Linked DNA regions of Mus musculus: regions 1 and 3 are each linked to region 2. A link is a loop called in an ENCODE intact Hi-C map of the cell type or tissue named here. Cell type or tissue: heart. All regions are shown on one strand. Links, peaks and the distances in the headings refer to the core of each region. The heading gives the core; the rest is flanking DNA.

Region 1 (7,298 bases), core at 1,302-6,301, 300 kb before region 2:
AACCGCCTCCCACCTCCATCGCGGCATCCAGACGGAAGCGCCAGCCTGGTGTGGCAGGAGGGCTGTGGCGGAGGCCGGCAGGCTGTGGGAGGTGGGCGCTAGGATGGTTTGTGTCATCCCTGCCACCCCCGCGTCTTGCACCTGCTGCTCACATGGCCCGCGTGCCCGCCGGAGCGGTGGAGGGCAAGGGGCCTGGATACGAGCTCCTAGGGAGCACCTGACAGGGGCAGCTACTCTTAAGACTCCCCGCCCCTGCTTCCCAAGGCTGGGGCTGCTTAGAGGGCCCGGTGTTCAGGAACAATCTAAGCATGGGCATCTTCCCCGGAAGCATCTCCAGGCCTGCTGGTGTCTGGGAACATCTAGACTCAGCTTTTCCTGTTCCGGGTAGGCCTGTTGGAGAAGGTGTGCTAGGTATTGGTTCAGTCTAGACGCCGATCCCTCCTGGTCTCTAGCTCATTGGATAGGAGAAAGCGGTGAGGTTGCTTATGCTCCCCTGGTCCAGCTGACTCCTGAGCGAACTGGACTTACACACTGCTTCCTCCCTACTAACCAGCAGAGTGAGTCGGTCTGAGCTGCTGTGAAAGCCCCCTTGGCTTGCTGAGGAAGTGAAGGGAGGGCAACAACTCACCAGGCTGGTCCCTTCTCTGGGAGGACACAGCCGTTGATGGGACTCAGCAGCTGGCTGGAGGCAGGAAGTTCTGGCCTTTGCCCATCCTCTATAAAAGAAGCTGTGTCTCCATACAGTCTCGGGGTCTTATGGACTCTGGGTAATGAAGATGTGATTAGGTGAGAGTGTGGAGTGCTGATATGCAGGCCCATAACTTGTAGTCACCCCTTAAAATCCCAAGATCTGACCGTGAGCCCAAGGAATGATGGTCCTGTAATTCTCATGATCTAAACTGGAGTACTGGGAGTTGTGGGTAGTTGCAGAGTCATGAACATGGGACACCTTGTAGGTGACTGACCCTGAGACCTCCTTAGGATATGTCACGGTTTGGAGGGTCCTAGAAGATCCGTTTACAGATGGACATCCATACCCCTAGTTAGCTGGAAATGACGACTCCCTTTCCCCGGTTGGCCTTGAATGGATGAGCGGTGTGTCTGTGGAGCCTAGCAGGCCCCATCAGGGGAGCCAGGGTCAGGTAGTAGCTTTGTTTCCAGCTTATTCTATGATGCTTTGCTCACTCTGGGTCTCAGGTGGAACAGAAATGGATTTTGAGGACCCTTGCATTTCCCAGTCTACATTCTTGGTTCTGGAGCAGATAGAGTCTGTGACTGGCTGGCTGCAGCCTCTGGACACCCAGTCGGTGCTGGGAGGAACAGGGTGTGTTAGATGTTAGGCCACTGAGCTCATAGCCCCCATCCTCATGTGACAGAGGCAGGCCTGCCTCAGGATTCTTTTCTTTTCCTCTCTCTGATGCAGAATGCAAATTACTAAGCAGATGGGCAGAGCGTTGACAGTCTTCCTCATTATCCCACCTTAGCACCTAGTGTGTAGTGTAGTGATTGCCACGTGGCAGCCATTCCCCAGGTACAAGTGTTGGTCTTTGTCAGGAGTGCCCTGTGCCACACTGGGTCTGACAGACAATGGCATCCTTGATCTAGGCCTATAGCATCCCAGACAAGAGAGCATAAGCATGCCTGACCTTCTCATATCCCATGCATATGATAAAATATAGTCCATATATATCCCATTATAGCCCAGAGTCACAGAGTCACTGTGATAGAACTCTGTTATTGTCTGGGTATGGTAGGTAGCACATGCCTTTAAACCCAGCACTTGAGAGACAGAGAGGCAGGCAGATCCCCAGGCCAGCCAGGGCTATGGAGTGAGATCATGGAGTGGGGTCATGGTGGTTTTGTAGTTTATTAACTTGGAGTGTGATAGAGGTAGGAGGTGAGCCTGTGCTCAGAGACAGGTGTGACTATGTTGCAAGGACACAATGTGGCTGCTGTGGCAGCTTGTGTCACCTTACCAGGTGCTGTGCCCCTGCCTGCCTTGGGAATCCAGGAGAGGGCAGGAGTCAGGGTGCACAATCACAGGGTGATTGTCCCCTTACTTTGCCTCTGCCTACTCTTCCTCATTGCCTTGGTCCCAAGAACTCTGGCCTGGCTAACAAACGTTCACTTCCCAACCCACCACCTTTACATCGGGCCTTACATTCTGATAGGCTGGAGGAAAGATCTTCAGATACCCAGGCCGTAAGTCACCAGAGCTGGGGAATATGTTGCAGGGCAATGTACAGACTCATTTGCCTTCTTACAAGAACAAATATGGTAGTGGTCTTTTGTTTGAGGGGGGGTGTGCAGTTTAAGACAAGGTCTCTTCTATATGGTCCTAGCTGTAGAAACTCACTCTGTAGACCAGACTGGCCTTGAACTCTGACTCACCTGCCTCTGCCTCCTGAGTTCTGGGATTAAAGGTATGCACCAGCACTGCCCAGCTGGCTGTATAGCCAGGTGAGTGTTTGTCCTGTAGTCTGTCTTTCTGTCTTTTTTTTTTTTTTTTTTTTTTTTTGTGACAGGATCTTACTATATAGACCAAGCTGGAGATTCACCTGCCTCTGCCTCCTGAGTGCTGTGACTAAAGGCATGCCCTACCATGCGTGGCTATCCTGTGGGTTTCAGGCATATGTAAGCCTATGTGGCCACCACTCTGCCCAGTGAATATAACATTTCCATAGCTCTCTACAGCTCCCACCTCTGACCACACCCCCAATGGAAACCTCCTTCCCCTTGGATTCCTCTTGCCTGCTTTTAGCACAGTTTTCTTTTCTCGCCTCTTCCAAGGGCTTGACCCTTAGCTTAGAGGGGGAGAGGCCTGAGCCTGGGCTTTCTGTCCAGGCCTTCTGGCCCTTTGCTGGCCTAGTAGCTTTTGGTGGTGGCATGAGTTTTCTTTTTTTTTTTTTTTTTTAATTTATTTATTCATTACATGTAAGTACACTGCTGTAGCTGTCTTCAGACACACCAGAAGAGGGCGTCAGATCTCGTTACAGATGGTTGTGAGCCACCATGTGGTTGCTGGGATTTGAACTCTGGACCTTCGGAAGAGCAGTCGGGTGCTCTTACCCACTGAGCCATCTCACCAGCCCCGGCATGAGTTTTCTTTAGAGACCTTCCTATGGTTGGCACCAGTTATCTTATCCTGATGTCCCTTCTGATAACCTGGTCACACTAGCCCTCACCTGCCTGTGGAGCAGCTAGAGGAAGACACTGCCTTCCCCAGGCCTCATGTTCCCTACCCTCCTGCCCAGTTTGCAAGGAGCTTCTTAGAAACCCTTCCTGGCCCTTCCGTTTCAGATCTGGTGGAGGTGGGGTTTGCAGCTCCGTTGGCTAGCCAAGGTCATTTGGACCTAGAGTACAGGTAGAATTGTTAGACACAGACTTCCTATCTGTGTCATCCAGAACTGAGCTGGCACCAGTGTGACTAAGATCAGCAGTGTCCCCTGCCCTCCCTTCCTGTTGGAGGTCACAGCAGGGGAAAGGAGGACCCTTCTCAAGCAGGGAGAAGGTGCCAGGAAGGCTTTAGAGCTTGAGGCTCTGGGACCACTGGCCCAGAATGTCAAGCTGGTTCCTGTAGGCCTGGCTTCTCCACAGGGCCACAGGCCTCGGGTGGAGGCCTCAGGACTGGCCGCTTCTGATCCCGGCCTGGGCGTCTCCCCACTCACAGGAAACCCTACCTCTTCAACAAGAGGAATTTAGGCTGCATCATTTCCCGCTTCCTGCCTGGGCTGCAGGAGGTGACTGGCAGGCAGACCCCCTGACCCAGTGGTGTTTGGGAGTGGGGGAAGGGAGTTTTCCATGCCCTAGGGGGGCGTGGTTCTCATTGTTTGGGTAAAACCAACACAAAAGTACTCTAGGGCTCCCCCTCTTGGCAGAGGTGGCTGATCTCTTCCCCAGTTCTTAAAAGTCATCTCCTGGGAAGGTGTGTGGTGGTCACTGTACATCCCTCCTTGCCTTGTTTTGTGAGATTCCAAAAGAAGCCCGAATCCAAAGACAGCTTTCACTTCCCATTTCCACACTGTACTGGGGGACACCCCCAACATGGGCAGCAGTTCAGCCCTGACTCAGTCTGCTCATGATTCTGGGAACTCTGATGGTGACGTTGGCTCCAAGGGCCCAAGAATTGTCTTATGGATGGGAGAGATTACTCTAGCCCCTGAGAGCCTCCACTGCTGAGCATCCTGAGTTCTAATAAGGCGAGGCAGAGAGCCAGCCCCATCCCCCAGAACAAGGCTTCCTGAGCCTGGGTGGGGGCCTGGGCAGAGCAGAGTGTCCTGGAAGAGCGACTCCCTGCCCCCACTCTGGACAGCACACAATGGCCGCTTTCTCCCCCATGACCTTTCCTTTCTGTAGCCTGAGCCCTGTGCAGTTGTCTCCTCCCCTTTCCAGAGGGACTTGGTGTGGTGGCATCTCTCCTACCCTGAGGACCCAGGAGCTCCATCCATGAGCCCCCATTCCTGTTTCCCAAGTTCATTTCACCCCAAGGACTAGAGAGTGGCTCCCCAGACTCATCCTGAGGCTGTGGGAGCAGAGGGCAGCAAGTTTAGGCTTGGCCTGGTCTCTGGCAGTGAGGTGTCTGGCTCTGCATTCCAGCAGCACTCCTTATTAGCTGTGTGACCTTGAGCAAGCCCTTTGACCTCTCTGAGCTGTTTAATCCTCATCTGTAGAGCAAGATAGCACTTCCTGTAAGGAATCATGGGCTGAATACTTGGCTGTAAACGCTGAGTACTCAGACAAGGTTAGTCCCGTTGTCCTGAAGGCCACAAACCCACATTGACTGTGGCCTGAGGCTGGAGCAGGCTGTCAGATGGGGTCTAACAGGAGCATATCCAGGACTGTGTGATGTGTGGCATCGGGGTTCCTGCCTCCCTATGGAGTGGCTGGGTGGCAATATTAATCCCTGAGGAGAGGCTGTGAGACTGATCGCCGTGGCTGTGGGATAGGAAGCTGTACCCGCTGAGGAGCACTGGGGACCCTGCATTCCCAGAGGAGTTAGAGGAAAGGGCTGGTGGCCAACTTCTGGGCTCCTGAGGAGACTGAGTAAATGTGCCTGAAGCACTAAGCATGTGCCAGCCCCTGATGAGTGCTCTGGAGGTAGGGCCTTTCCTCTGGCCCCTAACAACTTCCCACCTCTGTTCCCCCAGACCCTGGCTGGGCATCTATCAGCAGAGGTGTGCTGGTTTGTGACGAGTGCTGCAGTGTGCACCGGAGCCTGGGACGACACATCTCCATTGTCAAGCACCTGCGCCACAGCGCCTGGCCTCCTACGCTGCTCCAGGTAGGGACTGAACCAGAGACTCTTCCTCCCAGTGTGCAGGGTCCAGGTACCCTGGGGCCCCCACCCTCAGCCTCATGCGCGCATGCAAATGCACACACACACACACACACATGCACACACACACACGCCTATTCACAACATGCGGCCCCCCCCCCACCCCCCCCCGATCAGCAGCTTGAACTCATATCTGGACAGTGTGCTGAGCAAGCTCTGAAACGTTCTGAAGCTTGGCGAACCCACCAAGGCAAGCCAGCGTGAAGTGCTAAACAGGACACATGACTTTGGGTGGCCTGAGTGGATACCAGACACACTGTAGGACCCTTAGGGATGTTTCCAGCTGTAGCAGGCACTTTGGGAGTATCTCCCTCAGTGCCCAGCATGCAGTGGACACTCTATGCTTGGCATCTCTTCCCCACAGATGGTGCACACGCTTGCCAGCAACGGGGCCAACTCCATCTGGGAGCACTCCCTGCTGGACCCTGCGCAAGTGCAAAGTGGCCGGCGCAAAGCCAACCCCCAAGATAAAGTCCAGTGAGTGGGGCTGCAGGGGCAGTGGGCAGACCGTGTGCCTGGGACGGGGCCTGAAAGGTCTCTTCCCTAAGCTTCTTGCTCCCATTGCTTCCTGTGTGCTCCAATGCAGCCCCATCAAGTCAGAGTTCATCAGGGCAAAGTACCAGATGCTGGCGTTCGTGCACAAGCTTCCCTGCCGTGATGATGATGGGGTCACCGCCAAAGACCTCAGCAAGGTGTGAGGGGCCCCCTCCCACACCCACGACACCCGAGGCCTGGGTCCCAGAGGCAGTAGGGCCAGGGGAAGCAGGAAGTGCAGACACTCTGGGGCTGTGTCATTCTGCTGATGGCTAAGATGCCTCTGCTCCCAAGTGGATACACAAGGCCTCCCGTCCGTCTGCCACTTGAAAGCTAGGGAACCCTGAGGTCGAGGGCCTTGCTCAGCTATTCAGAGCCTTCATTTCTTCACCAGAAAAATGGGAAAGTAATCACAGGCCCACCTCTAGCTGGTATCTGTTCCAAGCAGAGCTCATGGAAGATAGTGACTGGCAACACAACCGCTGTTATTAATTGGCATTATCCTGTAGTTAGAAGCCCTCTGGCCTGCCTGACATGGCCTGGTTTTGGCCCTTTGGAGCTGTAGGAGTACCAGGAACAGCCAGTTGTGGGGTTAGGGGAGAAGTTCCTTGGGCACACGTTATCTGTCACACTCATTTATTGCACACTCTGCTCCTCGCAGCAACTGCACTCAAGTGTGCGAACAGGCAACTTGGAAACATGTCTGCGCCTGCTTTCCTTGGGTGCCCAGGCCAACTTTTTTCACCCAGAAAAGGGCACTACACCTCTACATGTGGCTGCCAAGGCAGGGCAGACACTGCAGGCTGAGCTGCTGGTAGTGTATGGGGCTGACCCCGGGTCTCCTGATGTCAATGGCCGCACACCCATCGACTATGCCAGGTGAGAATCAGCTAAAGGGTGAGGCGTAGGTGGAGGGGAGTGACTGCTGCTGTGTGGCTGAGCCGTGTCCCCTCCCCACAGGCAGGCGGGGCACCATGAACTGGCAGAAAGGCTAGTTGAGTGCCAGTATGAGCTCACTGACCGGTTGGCCTTCTATCTCTGTGGACGAAAGCCTGGTGAGCAGAGAATGAGCTGGGCCTGACTAGGCCAGGCAGGTGGGACCCAGACACACCCAAGCAGCAGGTGCCATAGTGACAAAGCCAGCTGGGGAACTGTGTTGCTAGGCAACTGGCTCCTGTGAAATTGCTGCAGGCTCTGGGTTGCTGCAAGTATGTTGGGGCCAAGGAGTGGGGGTGGGCCTGACTTCCAGCCAGCGTCCAATGCTCTTGGGGTATCCCGCCGACCTCCATTTCCTCCGTGTCAAACCCTGCTCACGGTGGTGAAGTGGGCTCCTGGATACTGGCGCCACCTGCCATCCATGACTTGGCATTTTTATTTTTGTTCAGATCACAAGAATGGGCATTACATCATCCCACAGATGGCTGACAGG
Region 2 (7,298 bases), core at 1,458-6,457:
TACTTATTATATGTAACTACACTGTAGCTGTCTTCCAACACTCCAGAAGAGGGCGTCAGATCTTGTTACAGATGGTTGTGAGCCACCATGTGGTTGCTGGGATTTGAACTCCAGACCTTCGGAAGAGCAGTCGGGTGCTCTTACCCACTGAGCCATCTCACCAGCCCCCACCCATTTTCAAAACTCCCCTGCCTGCAGCTTGTACTGCTGCCTTAGAAGCAGATGTGTGCGTATAGGGATTGGTGAGGGGCTGGTTCTGTCTGTAGGAGCCGCTCCCAGCTCATCTGGGACAAGAAGAGGAAGGCAGCTCAGAGGGAAGGGCTCAGACATCAGGACTGATGTATGGCTTTGGTAACATTTTGGGTGATGTGTGGCTTTCGGCTGGCTTGCCTCCGGCTGAGTGACCTTGGGCAGATTCTTTCATCTCTCTGGGCCTTATTTCCCTCTGCTATAAAACAAGAGTAATAATGGTGCTTATAAGTGTTGTGAGGGCTGACAGACATAGTGCATTTAAAATCACTTTGAATAGCGCCTCAAAAACTATTAAAGTGGTTCCCATCACCTCAAAGGGTAATAGACCTAAAGTGGATGCCCAACACCTACATATACTATGTCCTGTACATGGGTATTTACGGTAAATTTTAATTCATAAATTAAGTACAGTAAGAGGTTAACAGTAACAGCAAGATAAAATAATCCTAACCGAACATTGTAATAAAGCTTACAAATGTCCACATGCCGTGATCAATACCAGGAATCCCACCACTTAGGGAGTGGAGGAGGAGAAACAGGAATTCAAGATCACCTTGAATTACATAGCAAATTTGATGCCAGCCTGGGCTACATGAGACCCTGTATTAAAACAAAACAAAAGAAAAGAAAAACAAAACAAAATCATCAAATGAGAAACCTGATGAATCCTTTGTTTCTAGAATTTGCCATTAAGTTGTTTTGGACTGCAGTTGACTGTGGCTAACTGAAACTGTAGCAGGTGGGACCAGGACTGTGGGGATGACTGTGGGGATGACGATCATTCGGGGCTCCAGAGAGAGAGCAGCACCCTCGTCAATCCACTTCTGAACCCCAGGAAGTGCTTGGTGTCTGGAGTGAGACCATCTGTGTGCAGAAGTGCTGCAGGCTCTGTTCCAGTTAAGGACGCAGCTGCGTGTTCTTTGCTCGTGTCCTCGGGGTAGTGCCTTTTCCCACAGTGTCCTTCCAGTGGAGCTGGGGAAGCAGCCTGAGCTTCCTCAGGGTCCCTCTGAGCATGGACAGCTTGCCCTGAGCTCCAGCCTGCTCTTTATAGTTTCACTCCCGCTCTTCAAACCGTGCTGAGTTTTCTCTGTCTGTCTGGGACCAGTGCCTTTGAGCTCCAGGTCTTCTGTTTGTTTTCCAGTTGATAAGCTTACTCTGCTCTTTGTTGTCAACTGTCTTCATGCCTGTCTTGCTCCCAGCAGCCATCTCCAGTAAGGCTAAGCAAGAAGAGAGGCGCAGGATTTAAAGGCAGCTCTCACCTGCTATCTCCTGGTGTCATCCTTACCACACACAGGAGTTTGTGCAGACTCTTCTGTGGATTTCCCTGAGAAAATTTCCAGGCCCTGTGGTAGGATGTGCTACCAGTCAGACCCGCTCAGTGGTCTCACTCTTCTATGTAACCAGGCTTAGTAGGGCTTGTCTGCGTCACTGCAGCAGGTACCCAGAGTCCGTTGTCCTCACCCTCATTTTGTCCCATGAGGCTGTCTAGAGGGAGATGTCCAGTTTGGCCGTCAGTACCCCATGGCCGAAGTCCTGGCCAGCCAGGGACAAGGTGACTTCATTGACTTTATTTGCCCTTGAAATGAACCTTGAAGGTTTTGCTTAGGCCCCTTTCTGGGAGTCCTGCAGCCAGTGCTCTGGTGGGAAACCCTCAGGCCGCTACATTCCAGACATCTTACCCAGTGCTGGCCCGAGGACTGTGGAAACAAGGGCGGATTGTGCTGGGCTGAGGGGCTTTCTCCCAAGCCGGGGCGCCTTGGGGTGGAGGCTGGCTTTCCTTCAGTCTCCTTCCAGCCCTGTGGCATCTGGCTTCTGCTCATTGGCTGGATGCTAATTGTGACTGCTCTCTCTCCCCCATTTCTTTTTGAGGCCCAGGGAACAAGACTCCACACATGGGACAAGGGTGTAAGCAGACTGTGGGCAGGGGCGGGGGAGGACAGCAGCAAGTCAGGGACACCCTCTGAAGGACGCTTGGCCAAGAGTGACCTTAAGCAGCCTGGAGGGGGACCTCCTGGGCCAGAACTGACCAACAGAACACACTGCAAAATAGAAATGTCCTGTGGTCACGTGGCCTCTGAACACTTGGAACCTGGCTTGTGCAACAGAGAAGCAGAACTTTACATTTTACTTGATTTTAATTTAATACAAAATATCCCTGGTATTTTTAATGTAACTTAAATTTAAATTGCTTTCGTGGCCAGTGGCTACTGTGTGGAACACTACAGCTCCAGATGGCTCCTAGAAGTGTGGGGTGGGGGCGGGGAAGCAGTTCTTACTTCTTATCTCCTTCTGCAGAGAGCTCCCCCCACCCGCCTCCCCAGGCTGAGCCTGGTGGCATTTCTCCTTCCTGTCAGGAAGGAAGGTTTGTTCTCTGGCAATTTCCCCACTTCACCAACTCTGGAATCCTGATGCCCTAGAGACAAGAGGTCCCTGGCAATGTGCCACCACACTATGGCAGTATTTCCCCGCCTTGCCAAATGCGACTCTTGCCCAGCTTGGTAACACACAGGTGCTCACAAGCCCAGTGGGTTTGGCGGGCTCTGCACGTGGGGGTGGGGGCGGAGACCAGGTAGGCAAAGCAGAAACCTCTTCCTGCTTCTGTGGGGACTGGGCTGGCTTTGTTGTTACTTCAAAGGGTTCTAGAAACAGGCCCAGGAAGGTCCTCAAGAAGTGAGCACACAGATCTTCAAATACAGGATCTGTGTGCCCCCCTACCCCCCGCCTCTGTTTAGGGGAACCTGAGAGTGCCTGAAGGAGCCTCTCTGCCTTTAAGAATGAGGATGCCAGCTTTCACACCCTGGAAGACCTTCCTTGGGCTTTATTAAATCAGTGTGGCCAGCCCTTAAGCTGGTTTTCCTTTATTCTTCTGTGGAAATAGAGAAAAGCGGTCGTTTATATGAAAAGAACACAGTGCTTCATTGTGCTTGTTCTCGAATGTCAGCCAGACAGGATGGGATGTGAATATAGTGAATGCGGTGTAATTAGTAGACTCAGACCCAAGTCTCCCTGAGATTTGAGGCAGAGCCTGGTGAAACCGTCAAGACAGGTCCTGGGCTTTGGGCCTTGTGGAAAATTGGAAAGGCAGAGGCAGTTTGGAAATCCCCAGAGCCAGAGGAAATCCCCAGGGACTGAGAATCCCCAAAGAGAAACGGTACCCCCGGAGCCACCAATCAGGTAGTCTTTCTATGTATCCAGGATCTGACGGTTTAGTTTTTGGGGGTAGACACCTGTTCTTGTAGAGCAGAAAAAAATGGTGCGCTCGTACACAGGGTTCTGAGCAAACCTTTGGATGTGTAAAACTGCAGTCTGGTGGAATGGAGGGCCGGAGTGGCCGATCCTTGAGTCTTTGGGACAGAGATCTGTGACTGCCCTCCCTATGCCCACTGACTCCACTTACTGCTTGTCTGAGGCCGCTCGCCACTATAAAACTCAAGACGTGGCTTAAATCTTTGAACTATAAACTCAGGTATTCATTCATTCACTTTTCCATCAGTAAACACTTAGTAAACATCTACGTGTTGGTGCTATTTCAGGTACAAAGGATAAGTTAGTAATGAAAAAAAATATAGGCGCCCAGCGCATTTTTGCACCTCCATTGCCATCTCTCTCCTGGGTAAAGTGAGAGGCCATCTTGCTGCTGCAGCCCCCCTGAAGCCTCAGCTCCCCAGGACGCTTTCTGGGGGCGGGTCCACCAGAGGTGAAATCTGCAGCCTTGGCTGTGCCAGCAGGTCCATGAGAAGGGGAAGGCTGCCCTCTGCCGGAAAATCTGGGGACACTGCAGGGCGGAGTGGCTCTTGAGTTCCTAGCGCATGCGCTGAACCTGGCTCCACCCATGCGCTGGCGGCTAGGCGGAACAGGAAGTGCAGTGATAGTCAGGTCTGAGGCCGATTTGGCCACTACGGCTGCCCGTGTGTGGACTTTTCGGACAGTACAGGTTTCCACTTACCAGCCCTCACCCTCTTGAGGTCATCTCTCGGCTTCTTTAAGGAGTTTGGCTGCTTCCCTTTCAGTATCTCTTGATCACTTAGTGTCATTAAAATATGGAGACACCCCTGCTAAAGCGTTTTCTGTAAATGCTGTGTTTAAAGCTGCTGTTGAGGAACCTCAGCCGTCCTCTGATGGGGTGCACCTGTCACGATTGGTGGCTGGCGCTCCCCTACCCAGGAAGCAGAAGTTCTGTGGTCTCTCCCAAGTCCTTAGGGCTGAGTGCTTGAAACAGGGCTCCCTAAACTTCCCTAAACAACAAGTTCCATTTGTTTTATTAGGTACTGTAAATTAGTAATACAAACATGTCGTTGGTACTCATTTATGAAAAGAGTGTCAGTAGATTCTTTTTGTAACTATTTTTATTTTATGTGCATTGGTATTTTACTTGCATGTATGTCTGTGTGAGGGCACCAGATCCCATGGAACTGGAGTTAAAGATGGTTGTGAACTACCATGTGGATGCTGAGAATTGAACCTGGGTCCTCTGGAGGAGCAGTCAGCGTTCCTAACTGCTGAGCCGTGTTGCAACCCTATAGACTCTTTCACATTTACTTACTGTTATTTGTATGTGTGTGTTAAGCATGAACATGCTACAGCACACATGAATGAGAGTTTGTGGATTCGCTTCTCTCCGTCTTGTGGATTCTGGGATCAAACTCAGATTGTCCAACGTGGTGGCAAGTACCTTTACCCACTGAGCCATCTCAGCCTGATGGACTGAGCACACACACACACACACACACAAATGCTATTTATTTGTTTAAAGACAGGGACTCACTGTGTATCTCTGCCTGGTCTGGAACTCACTCTGTAGACCAGACCGGCCTGGAACCTGCCTCTGCCTCCTGAGTGCAGGAACTAAAGTCGTGGGCCAACATGCCCAACTAAACGTGTGTGTGTGTGTGTGTGTGTGTGTGTGTGTGTGTGTGTGTGTGTGGTGTATGCACATATATATGTATATACATATATATTTATTTACAAGATCTTCAGGAGGAACGAGGGACAGCTGGAGCAGGGGAACATGCTCTCCTTAAAGTTTTAAGGAGAACCTCAGTTTTAGTGTTTCCACCCTATGTATTTTCTGATAAACCTACTATGTGTAATAACAGCACTTGTGGGCTGGTGAGATGGCTCAGTGGGTAAGAGCACCCGACTGCTCTTCCGAAGGTCCAGAGTTCAAATCCCAGCAACCACATGGTGGCTCACAGCCATCCATAATGAGATCTGACTCCCTCTTCTGGAGTGTCTGAAGACAGCTACAGTGTACTTACATATAATCAATAAATAAATCTTTAAAAAAAAAATAACAGCACTTGTGTGTCTGAGTAAGGTCACTGTGAGTTGGAGGCCAGCCTGGAGTACTATTATAGTGAGACCCTGTCCCCCAGATAAATAGACGAAAAACAAATAAAGCCCCTCTCTTTTTATGGATGAATAAAAAATAAATAAATAAACCCCCCTCTCTTTCATGGCCTGGCTCCAAACTGCACCCTGTGTGGCTGACCCCTCACCAAGAGAAGTTCTCACCCTCTGAGCCTTCCCAGAGCTTCCTTGTGCCCGTGCTGGAGGAGCGCACTCGTACTTCAGTTATGACTGTTGGGGTGTATTTGTTCTTTCCTCTGCTGGTCATGTTTTTTGGGGAGGGGAAGTCAGAAGCTAAGTCACTGCCACTCACCCATCCTTGTATGTGCCTCGTCTCTAAGCAGAGTCCAGGAGTGGGCGAGTGATAGGTTACCATAACAAACATTCTACCCATGCCTGCTCAAAGGACAGTTCTCCAGAGATGGAAAAGAACCAGACTGTGTTTCCCCATAGCATTCCCCGTGGGATGTTACACATGTAGCACTACTAGCTGCAGGGCCAGCTTCCCCCGCCTCCTCCAACTTCCCATCTGGCTTCCCATGGCTCTACTCAGCTCTCTACAGGGCCAAGGACCTCTCACCTCATCGATTGAACAGCACAGCAATGCAGAGCACTAAAGTTTTGGCCCCCTGTGGATATCCTCTTTCCCATTCCATCCAGCTTATTACTGTACCTTCTAGATGAGTTGGGTAAATCCAGTGGCTTGCTGAATACCTACTGTGTGCTTGGTGTTAGAGAGTAGGATAGCTTTGAGTAAGTCTTTCAGGAAGATATAAAATTAAGTATGCCCCCAGCACCAATAACCAGAAGAGTGACTTATTCAAGTTTGTGTATATGTATGTGTGTCTAATGCTGTGCTGGATCTTAAACACAGGGCTTCAAGCACACTAGGCAAGCACTCTACCACTGAGCAACAACCTTCCAAATTAATTTTGATGAGTAAAACTGAATTTATTAGGGGTTACTTACAGAGTGATGGACATGGGACAGATGGACACAGTTTTCTTGAGGTCACCACTCTGTCCCCAGCATCAAGGTCCTACTTTATGTGGCTCCAGTCTGCAATGTAATTGTTGTAAACCTGGGCTCTGAGTGCTGCCCAGTGTTTATCTTCAGGGCCAGACAACAAAAAGGCACAGGTCAGGGAAAGCTGTATGCTTGTGTGTATTCCCTGTTCCCTCATCAGGGTTTCTGACCATCTCAACCATCACCTAGCTGTCTAGCTGTGGGTACATGGCGTGATTTGCTGTATGCAGCCTGCCATGTAGAGCAACTAGACAGCAGCTTGCATGCAAGGTGGAGTTGACTGTGGCTAGAGGACCAGTCTCCACAGATGGCAAATGAAGGAGGCGAAAGTGGTCCTGATGGCTTAGACACATGACAAGAACTGATGGCCATTCAGAACACTGACTTAGGCTCTGTAGTCAAGGCGTACACACAATAAACTTCAGTGAGTTCAACTGCGTGTTTGCGTAAGAAATTACATTGGCCTAAGATTACTGAAAATAGTATTTGGTTATTATTATATGTTGTGCACACTGTGCACTGTGCTTCCACGGAGAGAGATTGTATAGAATGGTACAGAGGTTTCCCCCTCATCCACGGGAGTTGTGTTTCAAGATCCATAGTAAATGCCCCAAAGCTTTGCATACCTATGGTAAAGTTTAATTTATGAATTAGGCACAGTAAGAGATTAA
Region 3 (7,298 bases), core at 1,302-6,301, 280 kb before region 2:
CTTGCCCAGTGCAGGCGCCACGCGGAACAACCGTGCCAGGGTCTGACACTGACCCTACTCTTCCCTCCCGTAGTCTCCTCTGTTCCTTCTGGCCTTTAGACCCAGTTCCATGTTATACATAGCCCAGCTTTGGTCAGCCTCTGTCCCCAAGACTGACTGGCTTCTGTCCCTACAGAGCATGGACTCCTCAGATCTGTCAGATGGGGCAGTGACACTGCAGGAGTACCTGGAGCTGAAGAAGGCTCTGGCTACCTCCGAGGCCAAGGTGCAACAGCTCATGAAGGTCAACAGCAGCCTGAGTGACGAGCTGCGGCGGCTGCAAAGGGAGATCCACAAATTGCAGGCAGAGAACCTGCAGCTTCGGCAGCCACCCGGACCAGTGCCTCCACCCTCACTTCCCAGTGAACGGGCAGAACACACCCTCATGGGGCCTGGTGGAAGCACCCACCGCAGGGACCGCCAGGCCTTCTCTATGTATGAGCCAGGCTCTGCATTGAAGCCCTTTGGAGGTACACCTGGGGACGAGCTCGCCACCCGGCTCCAGCCTTTCCACAGCACGGTGAGTAGCCTGTTGGCCTTGGTGGGGGAAATGAGGGTCACACTAACTCTGACACTGCCCTGCTCCCTCAGGAGCTCGAAGACGATGCCATCTACTCAGTGCATGTCCCTGCCGGCCTTTATCGGGTAAGCAGGACCTGGGGAAGGGTGAACCCTGAACCCGTGAGTCACCAGCCCCAGTAGCTGTTAAGCTACGCGTGACAGACACTGAAGTACAGGTGGAGACTGACTCTGGCCCTGTCCTGGCTTTCAGATCCGGAAGGGGGTGTCTGCCTCTTCTGTGCCCTTCACTCCCTCCTCCCCACTGCTGTCGTGCTCCCAAGAAGGAAGTCGCCACGCGGTAATTTCCATCCCAGGGCCCAGGGGCAGTGTGTGGGCTACACAGGTCCAGGAGTGTGTGCTCACCCATCACCCCTCCCCACCCTCCAGAGCAAGCTCTCACGCCACGGCAGTGGTGCGGACAGTGACTATGAGAACACACAGAGTGGGGACCCTCTGCTTGGGTGAGATACCTGGGGGTCTCTACCCAGCCCTGTGAGCGCCTGGAGGGGAGGCGGTGAGGGCCCAGCATGCAGGTGCAGAAGCCGTCAGTGGCTGGAATGGCTCCTTTCCCCTCCTACCTGAGTTAGGCTTGAAGGGAAGCGATTCCTAGAGCTGAGCAAGGAGGATGAGCTGCACCCTGAGCTGGAGAGCTTAGATGGAGACCTCGACCCCGGGCTCCCCAGCACCGAAGACGTCATCCTAAAGACAGAGCAGGTCACCAAGAACATTCAGGAACTATTGCGGGCAGCCCAGGAGTTCAAACATGACAGGTAGGGTGGGCACAAGTTCTTGTTAACTTCTGAGAATTGGGGTGGAGGGTATTGCTAGGGTCCTCTGGCTCTGGAACTCAGAAATCTCTCATCTAACTACCCCCTTTCCCTGACAGCTTTGTACCCTGTTCAGAAAAGATACATTTGGCTGTGACTGAGATGGCTTCTCTCTTCCCAAAGGTACAGGGGCCACCGAGAAGCAGAGTGGGAGGGCCTTGGGGTGGGGCAGATGCAGGTAAGCTGACTGCTGCCTGGGTGGAGGTGAGCACAGTGAGCCAGTCAGAAGCCCGGCTTAAAGTCCAGAGCTCATCGGCTCCTCACTCCTCCCTCCAGAGGCCAGCCCTGGAGCCTGTGCGCAGTTCACTGCGGCTGCTCAACGCCAGCGCCTACCGGCTTCAGAGCGAGTGCCGGAAGACAGTGCCTCCAGAGCCGGGCGCCCCTGTGGACTTCCAGCTGCTGACTCAGCAGGTGATCCAGTGCGCCTATGACATCGCCAAGGCTGCCAAGCAGCTGGTCACCATCACCACCCGAGAGAAGAAACAGTGACCACTTTCCCTGCCCTTACCCACACCCTGGGACCTCACTGGCCATGGGAGCTGGGCCACTCCAGACACTAACCCACCCCCAACAGAGCCACTGGCACAAGTGCCCTTAGTGCCACCGTTTTCCTCTGGCATCCAGGTGCCCTGGTGCCCTCCCCTCAAGCCCCAAGGACAGAAATGTGAGGTGACAGGAGCCTCTGTCTCCCACATTCCATACCCTCCCTCTGTACATAGCATCCCTGCCCTGCTGATGTGCAGGAGCCTCAAGGAACCCCTCCCAGCTCTTCACCTGCCTTCCAGGCGCCCTCAGCAAAGGGTGTGGGGCAGGGACACTCCAGATGGGGCAGCTCCGCCTACTGCACCCTATCCCCATGAGCCAGTTTAGCCCTGGGGGGCCGAGCAGGGGCACCCCCTCCTTTGTACATTATCTCTGGATGTCTCTGTCCTGTAGCCAGCAGCCCCCCCTTGCTGCTCTTTCATGCCAAACGGCCCCTGCCTAGAGCACAGGCCCCAACTTGTGTGCCAGGGTCCCCAGCAGCAAACACTGGAAAGTCTTTTCCTCTCCCTACCCCTTAATTTTAACTCTGTGGTAACTGAGTGTCCCTGCGTTCCTGCAACTGAGGATGTGAGCGGCAGTGCCGTTCCAGAGACCTGGCCCACCTGGAGCTCTGAGGAGCAGGGGAACCAGAGTAGTGGAACCAGCATTGGAAGTCAGCCCCTCTCCCCCCACCTGGGACAGGGAGACTGTCAGGGTCACCAGCTGTGGTCCAGTTGCTGCCCCTACTTGTATCCCTGTCCTATAAACTTAAAAGGAAAACCACTTCCCTCCATCTCTCCCCGACCCCTATGGGAAGTGTGCTGGCCAGGCAGAGGACAGCACCTGCGCCTGGGGCTGGCTCCCCAGGGTCCCCAACTCAGCTGGTGGCTGTGGAACTGAGCCCCTCCCCCTAGCCTCTGCAAGGCCAGCACCCACATCACTACCTGCACCTACAGTGACCCACCCCTGAAGGCCTGGGGATCTGGCTGCAGCTGGGAAGGCCGGCAAGGCACTGACAGCACCCACCAGCTCTTCTCCCCAACCACCTTCCCTAGCCTGTGGTGGTGGGTAGCTGTCAGAACGTGTGTCATGTACATTTGTATCAAAAATAAATAAGTGACCATGTGCCACTTCTGATGTCTAGAGGTTGGAGGTGGGGCTTAGCCCAGTATTCAGTTCTTGGTTCAGGTCATTGTTGCTGCTACTTACCATGTCCTCTCTCTGCAATCCTTGCAAGGCTGAGGCAGGACAGCAAGCTTAAGGTTGGGGGTGAAGAGTCAGGAGTGTGTGTTGGGCGGAGAGACTTGCAGAAAGGTGAGCTAGTGAGAGGAGTGCCAGCACCTGAGCACCAAGCCACTTGATTAGAAACCGGCCTGATGTGATTCGAATAGCCCTGGGCCACTGACTAGAGACCTGAAAGGAGTGTGACTGAGGGCAAGAGACAATCTCCCAACGACTCCGAATTCTACTAAAATAATTTAATTAGAAACAGGAATTTGTATCAGGAAAGCTACAAGGCTACTCTTCCAGGAACCAGGTGAAGCCTCCAGGGCCTCTCGGCCCGCCGCCAGGGGGCGCCCGCGGACGGCCCACGTGGCAGCGGTCGCAGAGGGGCGGAGCCGCTCAGTCGGAGCTCTCCGAATCAGGGCCACTATCCGGTGTGGGTGGGAGCAGGGGCCGTCTGCGAGACCGCTTGATCCGGCGCGAAGGCAAAGGCAGCCTCCGTTTCAGGAGAGCTGTGGGAAGGTGAGAAGTCAAGGGCAAGGAATTCCAGCCATTGGGCGCACCAGAAAGGGGGAGGGGGGCTCTTCTCACCAGCCACGGTGTCCTGGCTGTCTGCCGTGGGCCCCCAATAGATACTCTCGCTCCTGCGGAAATTCCGGTGCAGTCGCGTGCAAAGTGTGGCCAAGGTGAGCAGGACTAGTAGGAAGGTCAGGGCCATGGCAGCCCAAGCCGCCTCTTCAGTACGTGGAGTGGGCCCTCGGGCTACCCGGGGAGGCCCTGCGGCCCGAGGAGCTGGGGAAACCTGACCCGGACAGGCACAACCTCCATGGTTGCCTTGCCCACTGGGCATCTGAGCCTCTGTCCTGGACCTACCATTGCCTCCAGGTCCCCCAGTCGTTAAGGAGACCGGGGCCACAGATGAGGTTCCCAAAGTCAACTGCTGGGCCTTCAGGCTCTGTGAAGAGGCCAAGGAAACCCTCAGGCCTGGGGGCGTGGATTGGAGACCAAGGGCAGCCCGGAGACCCCTTCTCTTCACAACACTGATCGAGGACCGCCCGGATCCTCTAGATGTCACCTGTGCACCAGGAGGTCGCCAGCTCCGTAGAGCAAAGGCCAGAGTCGGGGCCTAAGGAGAATAGAAAAGGACTCAGCCCCTACTCTCTATTAACCCAATATTCTTGCCAGCAAGCCTGGTCCCAGCACCCCTCACCTGTACACACCGTCTCCCACACAGCTTCCCTCTTCTGGAGGCTGGCATCGTGGGAGTGGGCCCAAAAAGATTGTCAGAGAGAAACCACACACTCTTTCTCTGCTTCCGCCGCCGCTGCCTCTTCAGCCAGTGGGCAACCCAGGCTGGCTCTATCCATGCCAGCTCCAGTGCAGTCCCCCATGCTGTCAGCACCAAGGGCTATGAAAGAAGGTGACGTAGAGCTAAGATGGAAGAAGACCCTGAGTTTTCCTTCCTCTGCCCATAGTGCCTCGCTCTTCCGTAGCACAACACCCTAGTTTGGGGGTGGGGGGAAGAGGAAGAGACAGGTTCTCACTGTTCTAGAATTCAATATGTAGACCAGGATGGCCTCAAGCTCAGAAATCTGCCTGCTTTTGCCTCTAGAGTACTTGATTAAAGATGGTAGCCACCAAGCCCAGGTTTTTTGTTGTTTGTTTTGGGTTTGTTTTGTTTTGACATTTTTAATTTCTTTTTCTTTTAGCACATCTTTCACTAACCACTTACCCGGTCCCACGTGAGACTGAAGTCAGGAATGAGCGTGGGCTTAGCCACATACAGGTGGGCCAAGAGTGCAAGCTGGAGCTTCAGCCAGGGGTGGGCACAGGGGTGGTAGAAGAAGGCGATACCCTCAGCCTGGAGGAAAGGCAGAGATATCAAGCCAGGCCCAGCACCCTCCCAGAGAATCACAGCGTTTCCTATCCTAGGTGCCAGGATAAGGAGGTTACCAGAAAGTGCCCATCCACTTCCAGGAAAAGGCAAAGGGTCTTGAGTACTGAGATGTAATCCTTTCTAATTCACTTCTCTTCTCCATCAAGTGCACACCCCCCCCCCCCAAAGATGCACCTCTGGGCAAGACCACATGGCTGTAACCCCATTAGACTCCAGACATGCTCCCTAGCCCCCACACACGGTGCTGGGGATCGCACTGACCCGTGTCCCTGGCCCTCAGACCCCTGCATCTGGAGGTATAGGTTGTGAGCTGTCACGTGAGTACTGGGAACAGACGCTGGAAGAGCAGCGGAAGCTCTTAACCACTGAGCTGTATCTCCAGCCCAGTGAGAATGAGGAGGCTTCCGCTGTATCTCGGACTGTGTATGCATCAATGGCTCTACAAGTCCCAGCCCTGGCCCTCAGATAAAGACCAAGTCTTCTACTTCTCCATCTAATCCTCGCGCTCTCCCAGGAGTGTCCAGACACACTTGACTGCACGATCCCAGGGTAGGAGCATTTCGTCGGACATTATTCTGAGTTGACCTGTGCTGGGTGCTATAAAAGACACCAAAAGAGAACTCCCAGGCCTTGAGGAAATGTATAAGAGACTCAAGGAAAGCTAGGTGTGATCATGTACACCTGGGATCCCAGCCATTTGGAACAAAAGATTGAAAGTTCAAGGCCAGACCAGGGTACACAGTAAATACCAGGCTAGCTTAGGCTAGGTGAGCCCACCTCTAACGGCCATGGAGTAGGGGGAGAGAAATTCAGGGAAGTAAAAAACTGATACAACTCAAACCGGGGTGTGTGTGTGTGTGTGTGTGTGTGTGTGTGTGTGTGTGTGTGTGAGTGAGTGAGAGAGAGAGAAGAGAGAAAGAGAGATGGGCTGGGGAGATCTGGGGAGTGGAGGTGGAAGTTCTAGGGATCTGAACCCACACAAACACTCTACCAGCAAGCTCGATCCTCAACTGTCGTTTCACTTTTCCCCCCTTAAGTTTTAGTCAGTCTCACAACATTGTCCAGGCTGGCCTTGAGTTCATATTTATGCCTCCTGCCTCAGCCTCCCGAGTAGCTCAGAGTATAAAAGTCTACGCCACCATGTCCAGACAGCTCAGTTAACGGTAAGAGGATGGGATAAAGGCAGACAAAGTATGAGGGAAAGGGATGCTGTGACTTCTGCTGGGCCAGGGTGTGAAGCTGTGGGTTTCAGATCCTGATAGGCTGGGAGTAGAAAATAAACCAGAGGGCTGGTGAGATGGCTCAGCGGTTAAGAGCACTGACTGCTCTTCCAAAGGTCCCGAGTTCAAATCCCAGCAACCACATGGTGGCTCACAACCATCCGTAATGAGATCTGACACCCTCTTCTGGTGTGTCTGAAGACAACTACAGTGTACTTACATATAATAAATAAGTAAATCTTTAAAAAGAAAAGAAAAGAAAAGAAAAGAAAAGAAACCAGAGAAAAGAAGGTAGGTATCTCAGAGGAAATGAGCCTGGATTCACATGTGTGGTGAGGGCCTGTGATGCTGGAGAAAAACGAATCAAGAAATCAGATGAAGATAATGCAAGTCTTAAGTCAGACAGGGGAAATCAGCCATAACAGGTGGATTGTAAACATAACTAAAAATAAATAAGTCATAAAGTCAGATGGATTCTGAACAATGAAATAACTTAAACAGAAGGATTACATGCAACAAAGAGACAGCCACGTCCGGTGGTGTACCTGCTGTAATCCTAGCCCTTCAACGGGCAGGAAGATCAGAGCTTTAAGGCCATTCTTGGAGGGGGCTGGAGAGATGGCTCAGCGGTTAAGAGCTCAATCCCAGCAACCACATGGTGGTAATGAGATCTGACACCCTCTTCTGGAGTGTCTTACATACACTACAGTGTACTTACATATAATGATAAATAAATCTTAAAAAAAAAAAAAGGAACACAGTAAAAATAAAATAAAATAAATAAGACCATTCTTGGCTATAGAAGAAGGTTGAAACCAGTTTGGGCTACATGAGACCCTGTGTCAGAGAGAGGTGGAGGGCTGGAGACACAGCTCAGTGGTTAAGAGCTTTTGCTCCTCTTCCAGAGGCTCAGTTCCCAGTACTCAAATGACAGCTCACAACCTATATCTCCAGATCCATCTCTTCTGAATATACAAACACACAGGCCTCAGGCAGTGGCACAGGGTT

What was found. Peaks named below come from ENCODE experiments on the same cell type or tissue, not always from the same donor. Only the 100,000 strongest peaks of a DNase experiment are listed, where the experiment ranks them.
Region 1: it touches region 2 in a loop (2.2-fold over the local background); 9 of 42 quality-filtered maps call a loop at or near these places.
Region 3: a loop joins it to region 2, with 2.5 times the contacts of the local background. A loop is called at or near these places in 11 of 42 quality-filtered maps.

The regions. Positions count from the first base shown.
Region 1 is chr11:77,493,818-77,501,115 of GRCm38, forward strand. Git1 (GIT ArfGAP 1) reads left to right here. Exons shown (of 20, transcript NM_001004144.1): 2 at 5,148-5,281; 3 at 5,700-5,812; 4 at 5,922-6,027; 5 at 6,531-6,748; 6 at 6,830-6,924; 7 at 7,255-7,297. Among named protein-coding and RNA genes, the nearest start is that of Git1, 4.1 kb to the left of the region's middle. In heart, for the core only: a CTCF peak has its summit at 3,885; DNase peaks (open chromatin) are centred at 3,714, 4,234, 4,974, 5,094 and 1 weaker place; H3K4me3 peaks cover 2,198 bases; H3K27ac peaks cover 3,389 bases.
Region 2 is chr11:77,789,349-77,796,646 of GRCm38, forward strand. All of the region lies in intron 1 of Myo18a (myosin XVIIIA), which reads left to right. Among named protein-coding and RNA genes, the nearest start is that of Gm10277, 4.4 kb to the left of the region's middle. In heart, for the core only: no CTCF peak of the experiment used is centred there; DNase peaks (open chromatin) are centred at 2,033, 2,713 and 4,053; H3K4me3 peaks cover 1,815 bases; H3K27ac peaks cover 3,242 bases.
Region 3 is chr11:77,504,693-77,511,990 of GRCm38, forward strand. Git1 (GIT ArfGAP 1) reads left to right here. Exons shown (of 20, transcript NM_001004144.1): 13 at 1-40; 14 at 176-559; 15 at 631-684; 16 at 812-898; 17 at 988-1,061; 18 at 1,188-1,370; 19 at 1,487-1,550; 20 at 1,704-3,082. The coding sequence ends at 1,916. It overlaps Trp53i13 (transformation related protein 53 inducible protein 13), which reads right to left. Exons shown (of 7, transcript NM_001024920.1): 4 at 4,906-5,034; 5 at 4,384-4,581; 6 at 3,765-4,299; 7 at 3,407-3,685. The coding sequence ends at 3,573. Among named protein-coding and RNA genes, the nearest start is that of Trp53i13, 4.9 kb to the right of the region's middle. In heart, for the core only: a CTCF peak has its summit at 3,518 (motif pointing right); DNase peaks (open chromatin) are centred at 1,709, 2,449 and 3,639; H3K4me3 peaks cover 1,265 bases; H3K27ac peaks cover 1,367 bases.